2 separate regions of the Mus musculus genome follow, and region 2 is linked to region 1. Evidence: chromatin loops called from intact Hi-C (ENCODE). Cell type or tissue: left cerebral cortex. All regions are shown on one strand. Links, peaks and the distances in the headings refer to the core of each region. The heading gives the core; the rest is flanking DNA. Region 1 holds the start of Tmsb10 (thymosin, beta 10). Region 2 holds the start of Kcmf1 (potassium channel modulatory factor 1).

Region 1 (10,941 bases), core at 1,086-9,085:
GATCAAGGGAGAGGAGAGAAAAGGGAGAGAGGTGAGAGGTGTTTGTCTGGGAGAGAGTGGAGGAGGACAAAGGATTGCATCTGGATAGAGAGGAGACAGATGTGACACACAGAAAAAAATGGCAGTTTATTTAGTTAGGATGAGGTGTTTAATTTTAACTGGGCATGTTAATTAGGTGTGCTTTCCATAGCTTTGATAGCTAGATCTTGGTAGTGAGCCTCAGGAGGAGGGAGTAGCCAAATAAAGGAATAGACATTGGGGTCTAGCTTCAGGAAAGTAATCTTAATTTTTTTTTTTTTTTTTTTTTTTTAGCATGTCGAGAGGAGCTGGGGAGAAGGTGAAGGCTTGCCATGGTCAAGCTGGCCCAAGCCATTCCAGGGACTATCTTTCGTTTCTATTGCTGTGATAAAACACCATGACCAAAGGCAAGGTGGAGAAGGAAGGGTTTATTTCAACTTACAACTCTTGGTTGACTCCATCACTGAGAGGATTTGAGGCATAAACTCAAGGAACAAACCTGGAGGTAGCAACTGAAGACATGGGCTGGAGAAGACTGCTCTTACTGGTTTGTTCCTCATGGTTTGTCCAGGCTGCTTTCTCATACAACTCAGGACCACCCCGCAGTGGGCCAGAGGTGCACCACCCGTCTGTAACTCCAGCTTCAGGGGATAATCTGATACCTCTTTTTGGCTCCAAGAACAGCAGGCATATACACATAAATGCAGGCAAAACATTCATACGTGTAAAATAATTAAATCATATATATGTGTGCATATATATATATATATATATATATATGTATATTTTTTAAAGTGCTCAGTGGGTGAAGTGCTTGTTGCACAAGCATGAACACTTGAGTTTGATTTCTCAAGCTGGGTGTGGCAGCACGTGTCTGTAACTCCAGTGCTTGGGGGTTGGGGGCAGGCAGAGCCCGCGGGCCAGCATGTTGGGGGCAGGCAGAGCCCGCGGGCCAGCATGTTTAGCCAGGCTGGGGAGATGAATCAGTGGGCAAAAGAGCTTTCACACAATCCTGATGACTTGAGTTAGGAGCTCTAGAATCCATACAGAAAGGCTGGATGTAATAGTACAAGCATCCATGCTATCTATGTGCAGGCACAGTAGTGGTGCTGGTGATGACGGTTTGGTGATGGGGTAGGTACCGCTGTTGGTGTTGGTTGCTATTTGTGTGTTCCACATCTCCCCGGCTCTCTCACATACATCTCAGATCACTTTGTTTTGACCCCACATCTATAGTGGCCTCCAAATGACTACAGGATACAGCACGCCCACCTTCCTTCCTGGACTCCTTTTGAGGTTGCTTCTGTTTTCATTCAGTGACTGCTCCCTTACTTCGCTGAATACATTCTGGTGTCAACAGGAGGAGGAGCCTTCCGTTGAACAAGCCCCACTCAGTGGTCTCACTTCTTGTCTTCAATCAAATGCTTCCTCTTTCACCAAGGCAGCCACCCTCACAGCTAACTTCTTTGTCTGCTTTCCCACAGGAGGACGGCTTTGTGTCTCTAGCGTTTTTTTTTTCATGGAGCGTTTTGCAGTTAGTGGCACAAAACTGTACACTCAGTACAGTGTTAGGGACTTTTGGGCACTCAGAAGGGCTGTGTTAAGCTCACCAAATACATGGCCTCTAAATTTTGCAGAAATAAGCATCCCACTGTGTGTGTGTGTGCGTGTGCGCACGCACACACACTTGTGTGTGCATGCATATGTTTTGAGACAGGGTCTCAAGTAGCCCAGGAGATCTTGAATCCACTGGATAGCTGAAGATGACCTCAAACTCTAAATCCTCTAAACATCATCTCCCAAGTGCTGAGATTACAGGCATGCACCTCCACACCTGGCTTCCTAATTTATGCATGGTTCTTCCTATAATTTGGATCTTGAGATGATCCTCAAGGGCCTATGTGATGAAGGCTGGTTCCTCAGGAGGCACTGTTGAGAGGTGGTGGGACCTTTAAGAGCTGGGGCCAAGTGGAAGGTGTACTGTGGGACCCCTACCCCTTCCTCTTCCTCTTTTGCTTCCTGGCCACGTCTTCCGGTGCTTTGCTTTGCTTTGCATCTCCACTCTGTACTGCCTGACCCCAGATCCAAAGCAGGGTCAGTAGACTACACACTGGAACTGCTAAGACAAAAGAAATCGTGTCTATTTCCATCTCACAGGTGTTTCTTCTAGAGACAATGCTGCCTAACGTAGCCGCCACTTAGTTACTGGGCAGCCTTCCCTCATTACCTTCATTGTCAATCAACAGTATTTCCTTCCTACCCTGAACTGGGCCCAGGGAGGGAAATGATGTTTGGCTTCTTCAAACCATGATGAGGTTCATCATGCTCAGGCCCTGTCAATTAAAGCGTCAAGCCCGTGGGGGAAGGGAAGCCCGTGGGGGAAGGGAAGCATGGGAGCTGCTTGGCTTTAGCATGACCTGAGAGGAGGCCAGTGAAGATTCAGTAGGCTTTTCTCTCTTCTTTCTTGTAAACTAATGAGCTTATGAGGCCCACTTACAGGAGCATTAGCTAGAGACTTCTTACTCAAGCATTGGGACTTAATTCAGCCCCATCCTACCCTGGGTCACTACAAAAGCTACATCTGTGGGAATCACTAACAGCAGAGAAAAAGAGCCCTTCCCTATTCAGAGGTGATGGAGGCCTCCAGGTACCAGCTGGAGTTGATCTGTTATGTAAACCAGGCATTGGCTCCCCAACCTGTCTGTCCGCTGATCTGCCCTGACTGCCGGTCTCACTACTAGGTTTTAAATTTCTTGTGACCAGGAGGATACAGCTCATTTGAACTAACTGCCCTCATCTATTTATCCAGTCCCTTGGGGGTAAGGCAAAAATGTGGGGCAAACCCTATCCAATTGTTTCCCTCCCTCCCCTCCTACAGGAAAAGGCTACCCCTGTAATCATAAGCCTGCTTCAGTGCCCAATACCCTTGGGCTCCTCCTCCATTAGCCCCACTGTGCTGGTCCCACCCCTTCCCTGTGGGTCATGAAAGGGTGTGACCTCCTTCAGTTCTGCCGCCACAACGCACGCACCCGCTGCTCTCTTCCACCCTCAGAGGATCTGTCTGGGAGGCAGCTCAGCCTATGCTCCCTCTATAATGGCTAACGCATTCGCATAAGGTTCAGAGACAAAAAACTAGGCTGATCTCCGTGGCTGCAGTTCTGAAGATGTTCCGCAAGTTGTGATATAATGCGGTTTTATCTGGCCTTTGTTTTTATTTCACCTCATTCTGTTAACACCCAATAGAAAACCTCGTGTGTTTGTGTCTGAGGGATGGACCCCGACCTCGCCCAATTTCCCACATTCCTGAATGATTCTTTGCATCCTTTCCTCTCAGACTTTAACAAATCACTGCTTCTGGTGTGCGTGAAAGGTTAAGAGGGCAGAAGAAAAGGTAGGATTTGAAGAGCCGATCAAAAGCAAAGCTTAATCTTTTGGACAGCATTTTTCAAAATGGGGTTAAAATTGACATGGATCGCATTAAGGGCGAAGCAACTGAGAACCCAGGAAACCGCATGTCGAGAAGCACGTAAAACAAAAATAAAAACGATACATCCTCCTCACCCATTCTACCACGTCCCCTCCTCTCTCCCTGCGGCACAACTCACTCCCAGACCGCTCTGCCCACGCATACTCAACTAAAAAATTCAGACCACGCCAACCATGCCACGAGGTGTTTTTATTTTCATCAATCATACAAATAATTTTCTATAATATCCCAGGGCAAACCGGTGAAATTTGGCAGTCCGATTAGTGGAGGGGTCCCCTTCAGAGACCCGCGGGCCGGTGGCATCGGCTCGGAGTGCCCGGGTTTCACAGTGCAGCTTGTGGCTCGCGTCCATCTTGCAGGTGGCTCTTCCTCCACATCACGAGGGGGTCTTGGAGATGATGGGGCGGGGTGGGGTGGGGTGGGGAAATCTTCCTAGGCTTTTAGGAGATTTCACTCCTCTTTTCCTGTTCAATGGCTGCGAAGGGAGGGATGTGGTCATTGGAGCTACCTTACAGCCCCCCATACCCAACCCACAAACCTGGTGTGGGTGAGGCACCCACGAGGCCTGCGGACAGAGAAGGGGTTTGGAAGAGACAAAGTGCTTTGTGTGACTGGAAGGGTGGCTGTGGCCTTAGATTCGGGGTGGGAAGATAGTGGCCGGATGGGGGTGGGGGTGCCGGGCTGGCACAGCAGGGAAGGGAGGAGCGCTGGGGTGGGAACCCGGGGCACACTTACTCTCTTTGGTCGGCAGGGTGTTCTTCTCCTGCGTCTCGGTTTTCTTCAGCTTGGCCTTATCGAAGCTGGCGATTTCCCCCATGTCCGGCTTGTCTGCCATTTTCTTACAACTCTGATGGGCGAAACAAGGTGATAATGGGTGGCCAGGGGCTTGGGGGTGACCAGCGCGTCCTGGATCCCGCGCCTTCCGCGAACGCCTCTCAACGTGGCATTCCCAGTCCTGGGCGTTCCCGCAGCCCGGAGGCCGAGGATCCTAGACTCGTCCACCACACCCTCCCTCCGAAGCCCCAGGGCGTGGCCTGCTAGCCCCAGAAGATTCCAAACCGCCGGGTCGCCTGTTGCAACCGAAGGGGAACGCGCCCGCCAGCCATAAACTGGCCCGACCCCACCCAGGGTAGGCCCCAAGGCCGGCGCTGTGCCTTACCGTGGATTCTCCTTCCGAGCTCGCGCTCCAGGTGCTCCCACTCTCGTTGCTGCAGCAAGAGACAAAAGAGCGGCGCCCGCCCCTCGTCTTATATACACCGCGCCCCGCCCCGCCTCTCGCCCGCCGCAACGAGGGCGTGGCCAGCCCGCGCGGAGGGCGTGGCCAGCGCGCGCGGGGGCTGGGGGGCGCTCAGCATCTCCAGGCTGCCTGGGGCTCCGCCCTTCTCGGCCCGCGTTCCTAACCCGTTGCGATCCCGCGTGGAGGGTGGCAGGCACCAGCTCCCGGTGGTCTCTTTTCTTGATATATCTCCTTTTCCTAGTACCCAGGAGCCTGCTGCTCACCCCGCGGGAAGGGCGTGGGGGGGGGGGCAGCGGGGAAGGACTTGGGGTTTTGTTGAATGTATGTGTGGTGTAGGGTTGTGGGTGTGCGGGCGAGCACGCGCGCTCTGCTGCAGCCCTGCTCGCGGGAGACACCCCACCCGCGTCGCCTCAAGTCTCTTGCGTTTGCTCTCCAGAGTCTCCTTCTTTCTATTTTCTTGTGGTTGGTGCTTCTTAAAACAAGCTGTTTTCAGGCATTGTCTAAGGGCGGAGGTGGGAGCTAGGACTCCCGGGAGGGCTCCGCTGTTCCTTTTCTCAGTGGCCTTTTAGAAACACTGTACTGGAGGGTGCGGTTTTTCTCCTTCAGTTAACCTTCAATGTGGTTTTTAGAAGGAAAAAGAGGGGAAAAAGCTCCTGTGCCTGCAAACCTTGCTTTTTCTTGTTAACCCATTCCAGGAGTGGGATACTGCACTCCTGAAAAAGTTACCTCTTCAGCTCCTACAACCCCCATGGACAGTGAGTTCTATTATATCACCCAGGGCTGAAACGCCATCCATCCCCACTCCCATCCCTTTTCCTGTGTTGAATATAGAGCATATTCTACTGATAGAAGAAAAAGAGGAGAAACATTTCCTGAACGGCAAACTTCATGGTTCAGATAGACAGACAAAGAGCAAAATATCTTTGCTTGAAGTAATAACAGTTTAGTGGGGGTGGGGGTTGTAGAGAGTTGTCTCATCCACGTGGGGCTCACCCACACGGTGGCTTACAAGCATCTGTAGCTCTAGTTTTAGGAGACTTGGCATCCTCTTCTGGCCTGCTTGGGCACCAGGTATGAGTTTGGTGTGCATAAAACACTCATGCACATAAAATAAAAATAAATCTTTTAAAGAAAGTTGTTTCTTATGTAACACAATCCTGTGATTTCTGTACTAGTCTCCTTTTTAAAAAATTATTTTCTTTAGAAAGGGCGTCACCTGTTTATGTAGCCATATGTTTATGGATCTCAGTATGTAGATCAGCCTGGATTTGAACTCATAGAGATTGGCCTGTTTCTTGAATGTTAGGCCTAAAAGCCTGTGTTATCATGCCTGGCTTTGTGCTTTTTATTGCATAGTGACTGGTATTCAGGCCCCCTTTCTCTTGTTATTCTGGACCCCTCCATCTTCTATATCCAGGCAGTGGACCAGGAAAGAAAGGAGGATGAAAAGTCACACTAGAATTTAGCCTCAGATTCAGAAGTCGCTTCCATCACTTCTGTCTTCATTTCCTTGGCCTAGAATGTAGTCACATGCTCTTACCCAAAGTCCAGGAAATCTGGGAAACCGAAAGCAGGGCTGGGCAGATTGAAACAGTCTCTACTTGTTGAAGGATCTGCTAAGCTTGAACATAAAACTATCCAGACATCCAGAGATAGTATCTCTGGATTCCGTGCTGGATGCAATGCTAACCTTAAGTTAGGTTTGGACTTCCTGGGCTTCACCTTGAAGTCAGTGCATAAATGTCCAATTGTACAAGGTTGCATCCAAGGTGAACTCCAATCCCTTTTCTCTTTATTGAGGGAAGAAATCTGATTCTTCTAGGTGTAGGCATAGAGAAGAGATGCAGGATTCCCAACAAAGGATCATCAAGTCGACTTGCAGGCATTCCCTGTACTTGCTAAGTTCAGCTCAGCGGCTCCTTTCCAGAAAGAAAACACCATCAAAGGTGCTTAACAGCTGTGGCCGGTCTGGAGATATAACTGAGTTGATAGATGCTTGCCTAACATACTTGAGGCCCTTGGCTTCGTCCTCAGCATCACATACACTGAGCCAGAAACCTATAATCTTAGTTAGTGGGAGTTAGAGACAGAAGAATCAGGAGTTTAAGGCCAGCCTGAGCTACACAGTGAATTAGAGGCAAGTATGGGCTACCTGAGACCCTGTCTCAAACACTAACCAAACATAGATGAGAAAAAAACAGGTCAAAGCTAGCGGCCTCATTCAATCTAACAGGCAAGGACTTTGAAATACCCACAAGTACCTCAACCATTCTCCCACCAGTTTTTACCTCTAGGTTGGCCTTAGTGACTTTCTTCTAGTAAATGTGGCAGAGATGAACTTTTATGACTTCAGAAGCCAGGCCATAAAAGACCACATGACTGTGAGCCACTGTCCCAGAGCTTGGTGCCCCCGGGCTCTGAGAGAATCCAACATCTGGAAGGAAAGGCTGCACGTCTGCATTCCACAGAGTGCAGTGGAGACAAGCTGGCCCTGTCTAAACTGAACTTAGGAGCGAGACACACATGGCGGCTACTTGAAGTTATTACGTTTCTGAAAGTTTTGTTACAGAGCAACAAAGAAGTGGAACAGCAGAAAGCAGGAAAAAGTTAGAACCTAGGGGTGCCAGAGTTGTCCTCTGTGTCTTCCATGACACTCACACACATTTAAATCAGTATTTGCTGGGTGTATATGGAGTGTGTGGAATGTGGAGGGCAATAGTGAGACACTCGGAGTAGAGAAAGGATCCAAGCAATAGGCCTTCCGCCTGGTGTCCACTAACTGCTGGTGGTGCCACGATCGGTGACACCATTCCTGTCTGCTGCTTGGAGCAGACTATCTTATTCACTGATGGCTTCCGGTAAGCTGCCCGACTCATAAACAATCACATTTCCACTTCTGTTGAGAAGGATGAATGACAGGGAGCTGGAGAATGAATAAGTAAGGACTTCACAGGGCCTTACTTACGGTGGCTTGTAGGGAGGTGGGGGATGGGCAAGGGGACAGGGTGATGGGAGGGGCCTTTTCAGACTTGTCCGGGCTGACATTTTGTTTTATTAACTTTTATTACTTTGAGGCAGGATCTCACAATCTCAGGCTGGCCACGAACTTGGTATGTAGCTGAAGGATGGCCTGAAGCTTCTTGCTTTTGCCTCAGTAGTGCGGGGATCGCAGCATGAGACACTGCACCTCTTTGTTTGGTATTGAACCCAGGGCTTTGTACATGGCAGGCAAGTGCCCGACTGAGCTACAGCTCATAGCTTCAGTATGACATTCTCCATTTATCGGAAACTGGAGTGTGATGGTATGGACCGAATGGTAATTCCAGAAAGCCTCGGAGCTGAGGGACAGCTGCTGAGGCTTCTTGGCTAATTATTAACCCTGCTCAGGGAAGGGTTCCGTGATGGACGTGGTGGCTATGATTCATGAGTCCAGATCATGCCCCTGTCCCTCGCCTTTTTTTTTTTTTTTTTTTTTTACTCAGGGTCTCACGTAACCCAGGCTGGTATTAGCCAAGAAAGACTTTGAACTTCTGATCCTTTTGCCTTTCTCTCCCAAGTACTGGATAGCAGACAAATGCCTGCACGCCTGGTTTATGTGGTGCTAGGAATCGAACCCAGGACCTTCTGCAGGCCAGATGAGAACTTAATCAATGGACCTACAGCCCCAGCCTCTAGATTACTTTTGACTCAAGAAAATCATTCACTCCTGCTTCAGGGCTTTTGACTGTGCTCTGCTGTCATTAAGGAAACTGCTCACATGTCCCTCTCCTCAGAGGACCTCAGCTACCCTTATATAGTGGCAGCAACCATGCCATTCACTTAATCGTGTTTCCTTTTGTCTTCATAGACCCTTCCTCTAACCAGAGCGTAACCAAACATGCTATACTTTCATTTTCTTAAAAGAAAAAAAAAATCTCTCAACAGGAAATGAGAGACCTCATCTCTCTTCTTTGCTGCCACTTCCGCAGTCTGCATTCTTTTGAACAAATGCTCAGATTTCCCAGTCAGAACGGAATGAGTTATTACGGGGAGTGGTAATGAGTTCTCTGACTGGAGGTATATTCACTGAGGAGTGAGCAGCTGCCTGGGCTATTACAGACGCTTAGACATGCTATCTGTATAGCAGGTCCACATGCTATACGCTGTGCCAGAGCATGCTCACAAGGAGTCAACACATCTGTCTTTCTGCTACCTCTAGAGCTGCTGTGACATTTGTGGAAAACCCCTTTGTGGGATTAGCTTTGCCATTCTGTGTGAAGTCAGACAAAAGAAGTACAGGAAACACAGCAGGGTGCTACCTGTGTGTGGTTAGTGTTAACTGTCCTCGATTTGACAGAATCTAGAATCACCTAGAGCTGGGCCTTCGGGCATGTTTACGAAAAATTATCCTGATAATGTTAATGAAGGTGGGAATGAAGGCTGGCCACAGTGCAAAGCGCTGTTCCTTGACTGGGATCTTGTTCTGGAGAAGGGGGGCAGGGCTCAATAGCAGCACACACTCCTGCCCTCAGCCACTGCTTTCGAAGAGTTATTTATGTGCCCCTATGTGAGTTTCTGTGCTCCACATGTGTGCATGTCTCCTCAGAGGTTAGAAGAGAGTGTTGGGTCTCCTGGTGCTAGAGTTACAAGTGCTTACAGTCTGCTTGGTGCCTGTGCTGGGAGCCCAACTTAGTCCTCTGCACACACAACCACTGAAGCATCTCTGCAGGCCTCCTGATGTTTCTTTTTAAAATATTAGATTTTATGAGTATGTGTGTGTGTGTGTGTGTGTGTGTGTGTGTGTGTGTGTGTGTGCTTGAGCACATGAATGCAGGCCTATGGAGGTCAGAAGGTAACCTGTGAACTTGTGGGAGTTGGGTCTCTCCTTTTACTATGTGGCTCTCAGAAACTGAGCTCAGGTTTTCTGGTTTGGTGCCAGGTGCCTTTACCCATTGAGCCATCTCCCTGGCCAAATATGAACTTATGTTATATGTTCTTTGGTTTTTGAAACAGGGGCCTGCTATGTAGCCAAGGCTAGCCTTGATGTTGCTGTGTGGTCCATGAGCTGCCCCTGCTTACTCAGTGCTGGTTTTTTCATGAGAATGCTGTTACACGGGTCAAGGACTTTCCTTTTAGAATCTCAAGAATATCCTCTAGTTACAGTCTTCTGTCTATGCAGAAGTGTGTATATAAATATATCACGGGGGCTGGTGAGATGGCTCAGCGGGAAAGAGCACCGACTGTTCCTCCGAAGGTCCTGAGTTCAAATCCCAGCAACCACATGGTGGCTCACAACCACCTGTAATGAGATCTGACACCCTCTTCTGGTGTGTCTGAAGACAACAACAGTGTACTTATTTATTTATTTATTTATTTTTTAAAAGATTTATTTATTTATTATATGTAAGTACACTGTAGCTGTCTTCAGACACACCAGAAGAGGGCATCAGATCTCTGTTACAGGTGGTTGTGAGCCACCATGTGGTTGCTGGGATTTGAACTTTGGACCTTTGGAAGAGCAGTCGGGTGCTCTTACCCCCTGAGCCATCTCACCAGCCCCAGTGTACTTATTTATAATAATAAATAAATCTTTAAAAAAATAAATCAGGTACATTTTGAGAATGGACATATGCAGTTTAAAGATAAAAAATTAAAACAGAAACATTCTTACATGCCTAAGAAGAATCAAGCTCTCTTCCTTCTCTTGAATCTTGAATCTTTACAAGAATTCCCTAAGTAATGTATGGGCCCTTGAGCACTTTCTTGTTCACGTGGCCCACTGCTCTTTTTTTTTTTTTTAAATAAAGCTTTCTCAATAATTTGCAATCAGTGTGAATTTTATTTCAATTCTTTAAAAAGGGGGGCCAGAAACATGGGAGCCCCTGACCCAGACCCTGAGTACCAGCAATAGTGGCTCTGTGAGGAGAAAGCTGTCTTTCTTTAGATGAAGCCACGTATTTACCTACAGCTATCTGATGTGTTCCCCGACCTCGCCCATCCTGAAGAAAGGCAATTGCCATGATGTAAACAGCTCTTGGGAGAGGTCTGTGTGGCAAAGAGTGGAAGTGTTTGCCCAGTAGCCACCTAGGAGCTGAGGTTTGCCAACACAGACTTGGCAGTGTGGCTTTTGGACTTAGGTGAGTTCTCCCTCGGGTGACAGAAAATTCTACTGGCAAATCATGGCTAGCTTCAGGAGTCTGGGCCAGAACCATCTAGCTAA
Region 2 (10,941 bases), core at 1,077-9,076, 59 kb before region 1:
CACTGCAAAAGAACTAAATAAATTAGTAAACATACGGAGTATTATTTCTACTTGAAACTGCAATCTCTTACTAAGCATAGTATAGAGAAGGGCTGGGGTTGTAGCTGTTGGCAGACTGCTGGCCTAGCACTACATAAACACAACATAATGATGTGCACCTCTAATTCCAGCCTAGGAGGTGGAAGCAGGATCACAAGCTGAGAGTCCTCCTCCGTTACACAGGGAGTTAGCGGCCAGTGCAGAGTACACAAGACCCTGCCTCAGAAAACAGGGCTGTCAGGTGTCTTAGCTAGGAAAAGTGCTTGCACCAAACGGATCCATCTGTGTCTAATGCCCAGGACTCCTGTGAAGGTCAAAGCAGAGAAGCCACTTGGGACAGTCACCCTGGGCCTACCACATGGAACTGCCACGTCTCTTGAACAAAGAAAGACACGAACTATCTTTTTAATAAAGAGTAGCAGAGAACAGGCTTAAGTACTTCAAAGTGATACAAAGCTGTAAATCCCAAAACTTAGTCACCTGGGTAGAAGAAGTACAGAAGTTCAAGGCCAGCCTGGGCTATACGAGACCTTGTTCTCATAAAAAAGAAAACAAGTAAGCAAACAAACAAAAACCCACTCAAACTATTAGAATCAAAATATATTTATTCCCTCTGAAGCTGTGGAAAATAGGGTGAGAGGTGTCATCAAGTAAAGGCAGTTGTCACACAACCCTGGTGAACACAGTACAAAAGCCATAGAATATGCAGCTCTATAGTTACAACACAGAAGTGAGCCCTAAAGTTAACTTACACACTGCTCCACACACCCTCTCACGCATGTGCACTAAATAAAAATTGGGCCAAAGCCGTATGATCCAAGTTGGCAAGCACTTGGACATCCACTTGTTTCTTATCGTTTTGTCAGCCCAGCTCAGGCTGCACTGCCTTCAGAGACTGTCTACAGACACAGCTTTCCTACCAGGCTTAGAGTTGAAGCCTGTGTCTCCTTACATTCTGGGTACCTAGCAGTGCCTTTCACATAGTAATGGAAACAGTCCAAGGATTTAAAGCTATCTGTGTTAACCCAGGTAACCAACTAGAACACCCATAACTGAGCTCATGAACTACATAATCTGACAGGTTTTTATTTACAAAGTTATTTCCTGATTTTCAAACTCTGAATCGCATACATTTTAAATATGTTGTTTACCAAAACATGTTAAGATTTTTTTTTTTTTTTTGTGGTACAAGATTTTGCTTCAACCTCCTGACAAGGGTGCTAGCAGCATAGACATGAACTTGAAGTGCTGTTTCTTGAACTTAAGTGCTGTCTTTTGACAGAGAAGTACAACTAGGATGGCAGTGAATTCCTAGGTTCAAAGGATCCTCCTGTCTTACTCTAAGAGTGGCTACAACTAATATTAGGTGACACCACACATGCTTCCTTTTATTTTCCTTTGGTGCTGAAAAATAAACTCAAAGCTTACGCTGCAGGTTAACCACGTACTGCAAGGCCAGGGATGCAGCTTGGCTGTAAAGTGCTTACCCAGCATGTATGAAGCTCTGGGTTCAAGTCCAACACTACATAAACCAGACATGGTGCTACGTGCCTGTTAGCTGGGAAGTTGAAGGAAGAAAACCTCAAGGTCACTCTTGGTCACAAAAACTTCAAGACCAGCCAGAAACCTATGACCCTGTCTCAAAAATAACAAGCAGAACAACACATGTGTTCCACAACTGAGCTATAGTCCTAGCCAGAGACAGTTTAAAAAAAAAACCTAGAAAACAGAAAATGACTGGGTTTGGTGTAAGACAGAAAACTAGATACTGTTGACAGTATCAACTGTTGACCACACAGAGTGACTTGGTGCTAGTACCTAAGAAATGTTTGCTAACATGGCAAGAACATTTCAAAATGAGGTGAAAAAGAGGCCTTGGAATTCTCCCCAGTCAAGTCATATAGCAACAGGAATTTCACTGTTGTGGAGACCCGCCACTCCACTAACACCTACCTGAAAAGGTGGGTGTTATTCACCAACCCTTCTGCTCCTAAGGGGCAGGAGTTGGTCAGTCAGTCCCTGTACTTGCTCAGGACCCAGCAGAAACAGATACACCAAGGGTCTGGGCCCTTTCTGGTCTCCCACCAGCTGCAGGACCCCCAGCTCTACAGCTCCAATAGGTCAGACAACTACAGAGCTTGGATCAATTTTGGCCTCCACCAGTTCTTGATGGGCCTCACCAGCTAAAAATGGCTTTTACATTTTTAAATGGTGGTGGTGGCAAGATTTCAAGGAACCATATTTCATGACACATGAAAATTTTATGAAATTCAAATATCAGGGTCCATAAAAAAAGTTTTAAGTGGAACACAGCCATAACCACTTGATTAGCTGGCTTTCCTATGACAACTGTGGTAGTGACAGATATAGTTGGCTAAGCCTATGTTTTCTGCTTGGCCCTCTACTTTAGAGAAAGTACGCTAAGCCTGGCCTAGAGCCTTCTCTGTGCCCTTGGCTGCACTGGTGTTTCTCAGAGTAGTCCAGTGCTTGATCTTGACAGGTGTTCATCTTGGGGCTGTGTGGTCCAAAGTCACATCATCTGTATACTACAGAGCAATTGGTTAGAGTTGGGAGAAGACAAAGTAACAAGTTACTTGTACACATGAGGCTGGAAAGCAAGACCTAGGCAAGAACATTACAGGCTGTACAGCTCTGCCCAGAATTAGACTCCAACATCCAGTTCTGGGTCAGACTCCCGAGGAAAACAACTGCAGAGAATGTGGAGGATAGATGATTAAAAGAGCTAAAAAACCAGACCACTAAAAAGTGTTGTGCTAGGAGAGGCTCAGGAGGGAAGCAGATACAGGAAGACTGGATACATGGGGGGGGGGGGGGGTGGGGGGTTGGGGGAGGGCTGAAAGTGTGAAGCCAGTCTCTCCTGTGCAGTGAGATCAGACCAGCCAGGAATGGGCACCATGATCCTGTGTCAAAAGCAAAGATGAAGTAAACAGGATTAGCTGGCCCAAAGAGAAAGGTAAGCAGAAAATCTGGGATTGTCAAATCCCTCCTGATGAAAATAATTACTGCCTGAAATAATATACTGCAAAATATTGACAAATCTCATGAACAGATGTGATTACTGAAACTTTTGACTTAGGCCAAAACCTAGACTCTTAAACTTTCTAACCCTGTTCAAGGTCTGAGAGCACACCCCTGTTGTCACAGTTTGGGGAGGCACAGGCAGGCAGGACTCTTGAGTTCCAGGCCAGCCAGGGCTACTTAGTGAGACAGTGTCAAAATAAAGAAAGAAAATAGTAAATTTAATTAATGTATTATGTAAATATAAAATCACCTGTCAAACATTGCTCAATACCTTCAACACATCCATTTAGGAAACATCTGGCATTAAATTGCCAAGAAAGGTGTTGGAAAGTTTCAAGATGTCAAGTAATTAAAAGGTACCCTTTCCAAGACTAAAGAGGGAATGATGATGAGCTTAGATCACACAATATTTTATTGAAGGATGCTATACCTACCTAAGCCATTTTAATTACTCAAACACACCATCTGAGGGTACTTTTTCCAGGCTACTGCTCATTAAGACTATTCCGTCTGCTTCTTTAAGGCGATTGCTATTCTGTTATTTTAATCTGGTTCCTGAGTTGGAGCCTGAACTTCATGCTCACTTTCACTTTGTCTTGAAGGTGGTCAATACACCAACTGATGCCATCTAAAATTAACCTCACCATCTCCAAATGGAATTTGACTACAACCTTAATGAAGACTTTTTTCAAGTGCGGTGATAAGGAACACACTCCCATTAAGCTTATAAAACGGTTTAGCAGGTGAGTTCCCAAATATTTCTTTTCATCTGACTGAGGCTAAATTAAGTACCCTGCTATTTATTTCAAAGTGACCAACACATTAACAGTTAGTAATCAAAAATGCCCCATGCTCTTCCCTATCATTAGGTTTTTTTTTTTAAATAAAAACTCTCCAAACATAAAATGATCAGAGTCAATCACAATCTTGCCTTTAGAAATGCAAATTCCGAAACTTTCACTAAATGTATGTTAATTGATCTGAGTTTGTCACCTTAGAAAAGCCAAGGTCTGTACTTCCCTAAGAATGCCCTTCCCTCGGCGATAAACTGCCTCCTCAAACTTTCTTCACTTCCAAAACACCTATACAGGATTTGGAAAATCTTAGGGACTCAATTATTTTCAGGTCACTTATACAATCTTCCATTAACCGTACCGAAATAAACTTTTCACTAAGTCGGTGACTACTTTTAAAGGTAAAACCTGCTGTAGTGAAACAAAGAGAACATAGCCCCCTCCCCCCTTCCTAAACCATATGGTAGTAAATTCAAGTTAACTTATTTTTTCGCCAGTTCATCGCCCATCCATCGGCCTGAAAACACTTGTGCCTTTGTGCCGTGGGGCTGGGACGCGAGTGGTCTGATTCTTAACCACAGAACCCCAGCGTGTTTCCACAGGGCACCGCGGAAGTCCAAACGCCCCCCGACTGGAAGCCTGCTTCGGTGGGCAGCGCACGCGGGTGAGGGCCCGGGACCGGCCGGGAGCAAGTTCCGCTCCGGCGAGGTGACGGAGCAGGGAGTTTGCTCACCGCGGCCGGGCTGGATCCGCCCCGGGAACTTGGCTTACCCGAGCCCAGGGACGCGCAGAGGCCTACCGCGAGGCCGGGCGAGCTCCAGTCACAGAGGGCTGCCCGAGCCCGAGCCGCGGCGTCTTCCCGCCCGCACGGCCGCGGCCCTCAGGCGGGGCCGTCGCTCGCCCGCGGTCTCCCAGAGACCGGACGCGCCCGCGGGGCCCGGACCCCGCTCCCCCTTGTCGCGGCCGCACGCCCGAGACCCGGCTCGGCCACGGCGCCCGGCTCTTCCGGGAGCCGCCGCAGCTAGGCCGCGCCGGGGCCCCGCGGTTCCCCCGGGCGGGCCGGCCGGGCCTCGGCGTCCGGTATGTGTCCCGAGGGCCAGGCTCCCGCCGGTAACGGGCCCCGCCGCTTCCCCTCCCCCTCTCCCGCCCCATGACAGTGCAAAGCCTCCGGCCGCCCGGCCGCCCCGCCTCCGGCTCCAGGCCCAGCTCAGGGCCGCGGCCGCAAGCCACGGTTGCGGCCGCCGCTCCCGCTCGCTCTTCGGGCCGCGGTGGCCTCGGGTTCCCCAGCCCCGCGACTCGGGCCCGGCCCGCGTCCCCGCCGGTGCCCCGCTGCCCTCGGCGGCGCCCGGACTTCGGGCGGGGTAGGCCGAGGCCCAAGCGGTGGGGGCGGGGGCTCGGCTCTCACCTTCATGTCGGGACATCCTAGTTCAGACGCTGGCGGCGCGGCCCCTCCCGGGCTCCCGGCTGCAGTGTGCCCCCACCGCGGGCTCCCGGCGCTGCCCGCGCCCGGCCGGCCGACTCCCACTCGACTCCCGGGCTCGGCCGCGGGGGCGGGGTGGGCAGGGGAGCGCTCCCGCGGCGGCGGCGGCGGCGGCGGCGGGGAGGCGGCGCGGGGCGGGAATGGGGCCGGGCCTGGCCGGGGCTGAGCTCCTCCAGGAGGCGGGTCCGACGCGGCCGCGGCTCCGCCGGCGCCCGCCGTGACTCGGTCACTCTCGGGCCCCCGCCGGCTCCCGGCAGCGGCGCGGCGTCCGCAAATCCCGCTCGTCCCCTCCCCCGGCCCGCCCCCCGCCCGTCCGTCTCCCGGCTCCGGCCGCCGCCTCCTCCTCCTCCTCTTCCTCCTCTTCCGCCTCCTTCCGCCCGCACGCCCGCCCCGCCTCTCGCCGCCCTGAGGCCCCGCGGCCGGCGGGCGACCGTGCTTGGCGGCGGTCCTGCCGCGGTCCCGCAGGCACCCGAGCCCAGCCGCGGCCCGCCACGCTGCGCGTGGGGAGGACGAGGACGCGAAACGCCCCCGACGTGGCTCCCCAGCGCCTGGGCGCGCGGCGGCCGGGCCATCGCAGACGTCCCGGGGACGTGTGTGTGTTTGTGTGCTGCTTTGAAAGCCGGGGACCCAGAAGGGAATGGCAGTCGGGCCTCCGGGGCTCGCGGGTCCCCAGACCCAGGGGGAGGCCGAGGCCTAGCGAGCCGGCTCGGCCGCCCGCTCGAATGCGCTGCGGGAAAAACTTGGTGGGCTTCGGGGGTACTTTGCTTCCGGCTGTGTGTGCAGGTCTTTCCCTCCACCCAGGCTCCTTACAGGCTACTTTCTCTTCAGGCATTGCTAACTCGACAAACACTTGAGACTACCCCTGACCACGTGTCAGTGGTGGCGTGGCGCAGGTAGAACAGATCGCGCCCTGGAGTTAAGACGTGTTCAGCCCTGGGATTCTGGTTCTGATATGCTCGGTGTAACCTTGAACAAGTGACTTAACCTTGCTGAGCCTTCGCTCTAAATTGGTTCGCTTTGGGTGGTTAATTTTGCCTTGGTAGTCTCGAGATTGGACAAAGTTCCCAGCTAAGTTTACTGAAACTAGGGTCCAAGGTACTGCTTGCTTTGGCGATTTTCCTAATTTGCCCACCCTCCACCGACTGTGGGACCTGGACAAAGCGTTGGTTGCCTTAGCTTCTGTGACTTTCAAAAAGGGCAAGCATATCAATAGATGCAGGAGAGATACAGTACCAAGATTCGACGTGTAGAGTAGCAAAGGAAGGACCCTATTTGTTACAATATTTTATTGAATATGATTTAAGATATGTCTGGTTTTGAAAATACTAAAAGGCTTAATCCGAGAGACTACATAGTAGGTCATCCCTGTCTACCCAAGAAACTAGCTGTAATTAAATTGGGGGTGGTTTTGAGGCATGACCTCAGATAGCCCGAGGCAGTCCTTGAATTGCTCAAGTAGCTGATTCTGACCTTCCCATCTCCCAGGGGCTGGAACGAAAGGCATCTTCCACCACACCCCCACCTAATTTGGGTTTAAATGAGGACTAGATAACAAATATTTCTGTTTCGGGTGTGGAATTCCGCACACTACAGACCGGCCTGAGGAAGACTATGCCTAGTAGGGCTTACAAAGGGAGAGCAGGGTTTGTAGTTAGCCTGATCGACATCCTGGTTAGTGGGTCCTTTCTGACAACCCTACACATTTTATTATTGGCAAGTGATCCTGGGTGTAAGCCAGTTCCCTGAACTTGAGCTGTGAAAGTCAGGCTAGCAGCTCTTAACGCATACACAGGTGGTGAATAATGGTTTTTTATAAATTTGTATCAAAGTTTGTAAGCAGTTCTGTAAAAATGCTGGAGCATTTAGAGTAGCCAACAAAAGCAACACTTCCAGAAAGGAATACCAGTAAGTATGGAAAAAACTGGGTGAAAATAGAAAGGAGACTATTGAGGAGGAAGAAGGGGCTGGAGCTGTGAGGTGAAGTGTGCCCCAAGTCCCAAGTCTACGGAAAAGTCACTCAGGGTTGTGTACAGGCATGATGCTAGGGGAAGAAACATTAAAAACAAGTCTTACTGTATTGAAGGGTTAGCTAGTTTTTTTTTTTTTTTCACCTGCCTCTGCCTCCCAAGTGCTGGGTTTAAAGGCCTGTGTTACCACTGCCCGGTAGGGTTAGCTAGTCTTGTTCATGGGAGGAAACATAGCTTGGTCTGACCTCCAAGGGACTACCATGTTTTTTTGACAGTGATTTCATTGTTAGTATCCCAGCTTAGCCGTGAATCTCCAGCTCTTCCTGCCCTAGATCTCCTTCCCATGCCTCCTTGGTTTCCCCCATGTCCAGTTGAAAGTCACAGGTATCTTTACCAAACTTACTGTGTTCCATAGATGGCCCAGTTCTAGTCCTTAAAACAACAGTCAGATAAATCCTAATGAGATTTAAATACCATCAGTAGATCAGCAGACAATAGCTGCACCTTTTTGTGTTTTTCTGTACTTCTTTAAGGTTTTAAGATTAGGGGGAAATGAGCCAGGCGTAGTGGCACACATCCTTTAGTTCCAGCACATGGGATGCAGAGGCAGGCATAGCTCCCAGCCTGGTCTCCATGGAGTGTTCCAGGACAGTCAGCAGAGCTACACTGGGAGACCCTGCCTCAAAAAGACAAAAAAAAAAAAAAAAAAAAAAAAAGATTAGGGCAAGTGTCCAAGAGAAGGGCCAGAGAGATGGCTCAGCGGTTAAGAGCACTGACTGCTCTTCCGAACCCTGAGTTCAATTCCCAGCAACCACATGGTGGCTCACAACCACCCGTAACAAGATCTGGCGCCCTCTTCTGGAGTGTCTGAAGACAGCTACAGTGTACTTACATATAATAATAAATAAATCTTAAAAAAAAAAAAGAGTCCTGTCAGTCCTGTTAAAGCATGAAATAAGTCACCTGGACACAAATGACGTGAGCAATCCTATGCAGCAGAGTGAGGCTTGGGGAGCTAGATAGTCTACTGAGGACTTTTGAGATCATATTCTCTACTGTACTTGTAATCTTGACATTGCTGGGTATGCTTGTCAGAGTTCTGAACTATGAACCTGTCCTTAAGCAAGAAAATCAATAGTGTCTGGGCTCAGTGGCTCAAGCTGTAATCCCAACACTCAAAAGACAGAGTCAACCTGATTTACATAAGAGATTTTTACCTCAAACAAAAGTATGACTAGAGGTAACTCAGCAGTTGAGCGCACAGAAGTCAGATGGCCTACAAACACCTATAACTTCAGTTCCATGGGTTCCAATGCTCTCTTCTGACCTCTGCAGGCACCCTTGTATGTGAGGCACACACACGTAAATAAAACTCAGGTGTCTGGGTTTGGTTTGTTAAAGAAAAACAAGTTCCAAGCCAGCCATCTCATAAGGAAAAAGTACTTTGAAAAAAAAAAAAGCAAGGTGGTGGCACACACCTTTAATCCCAGCAGGGCCATCTCACTCAGAGTTCAAGGCCCTGGTGTTCCAGGACAGCCAGGTCTACACAGAGAAACCCTGTCTCCAAAAACAAAAGACAAGCAAGAGCCAGGCATAGTGATACATGCCTGTTCTGGCATTTAGGAGTCAGGACAAAGCCAGCTAAGCTGCACTGGTACAAACAAAGAAGCACCAAAAGGTCTGGGGAGATGGCTCCATGGCTAAGAGCACCCAAGAGCAACTCACAGCACCCAGGTCTGGCTCTTCACAAAAGGTCTGGGGAGATGGCTCCATGGCTAAGAGCACCCAAGAGCAACTCACAGCACCCAGGTCTGGTTCTTCACAAAAGGTCTGGGGAGATGGCTCCATGGCTAAGAGCACCCAAGAGCAACTCACAGCACCCAGGTCTGGCTCTTCACAAATGCCTCCAACTCCCGTTCCGGGCACCTGTCACCCACCCTCTTCTGGCTCCAGAAGCACCAAAACACCTGTGGCATACGCACATAAATTGAAAGTTAAAAAACCAGGTGAGTTCCTGCGAGCTGTAGGTAGGGCTGCTGTTAACAGCCTGACGTGCTTTCCGCCATCCCGACTTTCTGCTGTGGCCCTTTGTCTCCGTGTCCCATGTTGATTCCTGCCTCTGGGCCCTGCACCTGCTCTCCATTCTGTTTATTGGGAGTTGAGATAATTCAAGCCCCAGTTTAAGTCCATATTCCTTGTACCTTACTTAGTAAGCTTTTCCTGTCTGCTCAGTTTGTGCTTGTTAAAGCTAGGTGTGTGATGTTTTTCATCTTTTTTGGTAGATTGAGGGGGGCAGGAACCACAGGCCCTCCTTCCTTCACCAGGATGTACTAGTGATAAGCGAATGGATTAGTCATTTGGAGCCAAGATGAAGTGGGATCATAATCAAAGGCAAGACATTGTGGGAGGTAGTGAGGCTGAGAGGGCAGGACAGCTCCATTCAGGAGCTTCTTGTTTGTTGTGTGTTTGGGTTTTTTTGTTTGTTTGGTTGGTTGGTTGGTTTTTCGAGACAGGGTTTCTCTGTGTAGCCCTGGCTGTCCTGGAACTCACTTTGTAGACCAGGCTGGCCTCGAACTCAGAAATCCACCTGCCTCTGCCTCCCAAGTGCTGGGATTAAAGGTGTGCCCCACCACACCCAGCTTTGTTGTGTTTTCTTAACACAGAAAAGGGTGCCATGGATGTCAGTGAGAAAACAGCTGGCGATAATTGGTAAAGGTTTATAATAATTTTTCTGTTTTTCATGTATGTATCTGGTACACATGTATGCTTTATGATTTGGATGCACATACCTGTGTATGGAGGCCAAGAGTTAATGTCAGAGATCTTTACTTGGCTCTTCCACCTTATTCATTGAGACAAGGTCTCTCAATCAAACCCAGAGCTCACTGATACAGCTAGTTTTTGGATTTCTGGAGTTTGGAACTCTGAATCCCAACCCCTCACATTTTCATGAAAAGTGGTTTATCCACCGTAGAGATAATCTCTTGTGCATTGTATAGAAACATTCATCTGTCAGTAAAATGCTGATTGACCAATTGAGCAGAGAAAACATTAGAAGGTGGGACATCTGGCAGAGAGGTTTGAGTCAGGCACAGGAGATTCTCCCACAACATCGGAGGAGGTAGACACATGAAGCTGAGGACCAGGTAGCTAGCCATGTGGCATGACTTAGAGTAAAATAAATGGGTAATTAAATTATGAGCTAGTCGGGGAAACAAGCAAAGCTTTATTCATGGCCTAGAATCTTTATTCATGAAATATTAAGTCTCAGCTTCGTTATTTCTTGGAACAAAGTGGATGGGTGGAAAAACATCATTTGCAGATGGCTTTAGTTACAACCCACTGAGGGTTAGAAATGTGTTCCCATCCCCCTTATAAAATAATCTAAGAGGGCCTAAAGAGATGGCTCAGAGACTAAAAGTGCATACTGCTCTTGCCGAGGAACCAGTCTTAGTTCACCTTCCTGTGTGGCTTATAACCACTCATTACTCCGGTTTCAGGGGGGTTCTTGAATATAGAAATATAAGGGACTAAAGAAATGACACAGTGGCTACTGGTTAGTACTGTGCTTTCAGAGGACCTGAACTTGGTTTCTAGTACCCAAGTCTGGTGGCTCCCA

The links. Peaks named below come from ENCODE experiments on the same cell type or tissue, not always from the same donor. Only the 100,000 strongest peaks of a DNase experiment are listed, where the experiment ranks them.
Region 2: a loop joins it to region 1, with 6 times the contacts of the local background. A loop is called at or near these places in 1 of 42 quality-filtered maps.

Annotation. Positions count from the first base shown.
Region 1 is chr6:72,953,673-72,964,613 of GRCm38, forward strand. It overlaps Tmsb10 (thymosin, beta 10), which reads right to left and starts at 4,811. Exons shown (of 3, transcript NM_025284.4): 1 at 4,665-4,811; 2 at 4,241-4,352; 3 at 3,675-3,980. The coding sequence starts at 4,340. The coding sequence ends at 3,946. In left cerebral cortex, for the core only: a CTCF peak has its summit at 4,298; DNase peaks (open chromatin) are centred at 1,351, 2,557, 3,058, 3,586 and 4 more places; H3K4me3 peaks cover 3,142 bases; H3K27ac peaks cover 2,978 bases.
Region 2 is chr6:72,894,334-72,905,274 of GRCm38, forward strand. It overlaps Kcmf1 (potassium channel modulatory factor 1), which reads right to left and starts at 5,646. Exons shown (of 7, transcript NM_019715.2): 1 at 5,281-5,646. The coding sequence starts at 5,296. In left cerebral cortex, for the core only: a CTCF peak has its summit at 8,173 (motif pointing left); DNase peaks (open chromatin) are centred at 4,651, 5,347, 5,653, 5,950 and 1 more place; H3K4me3 peaks cover 2,622 bases; H3K27ac peaks cover 2,089 bases.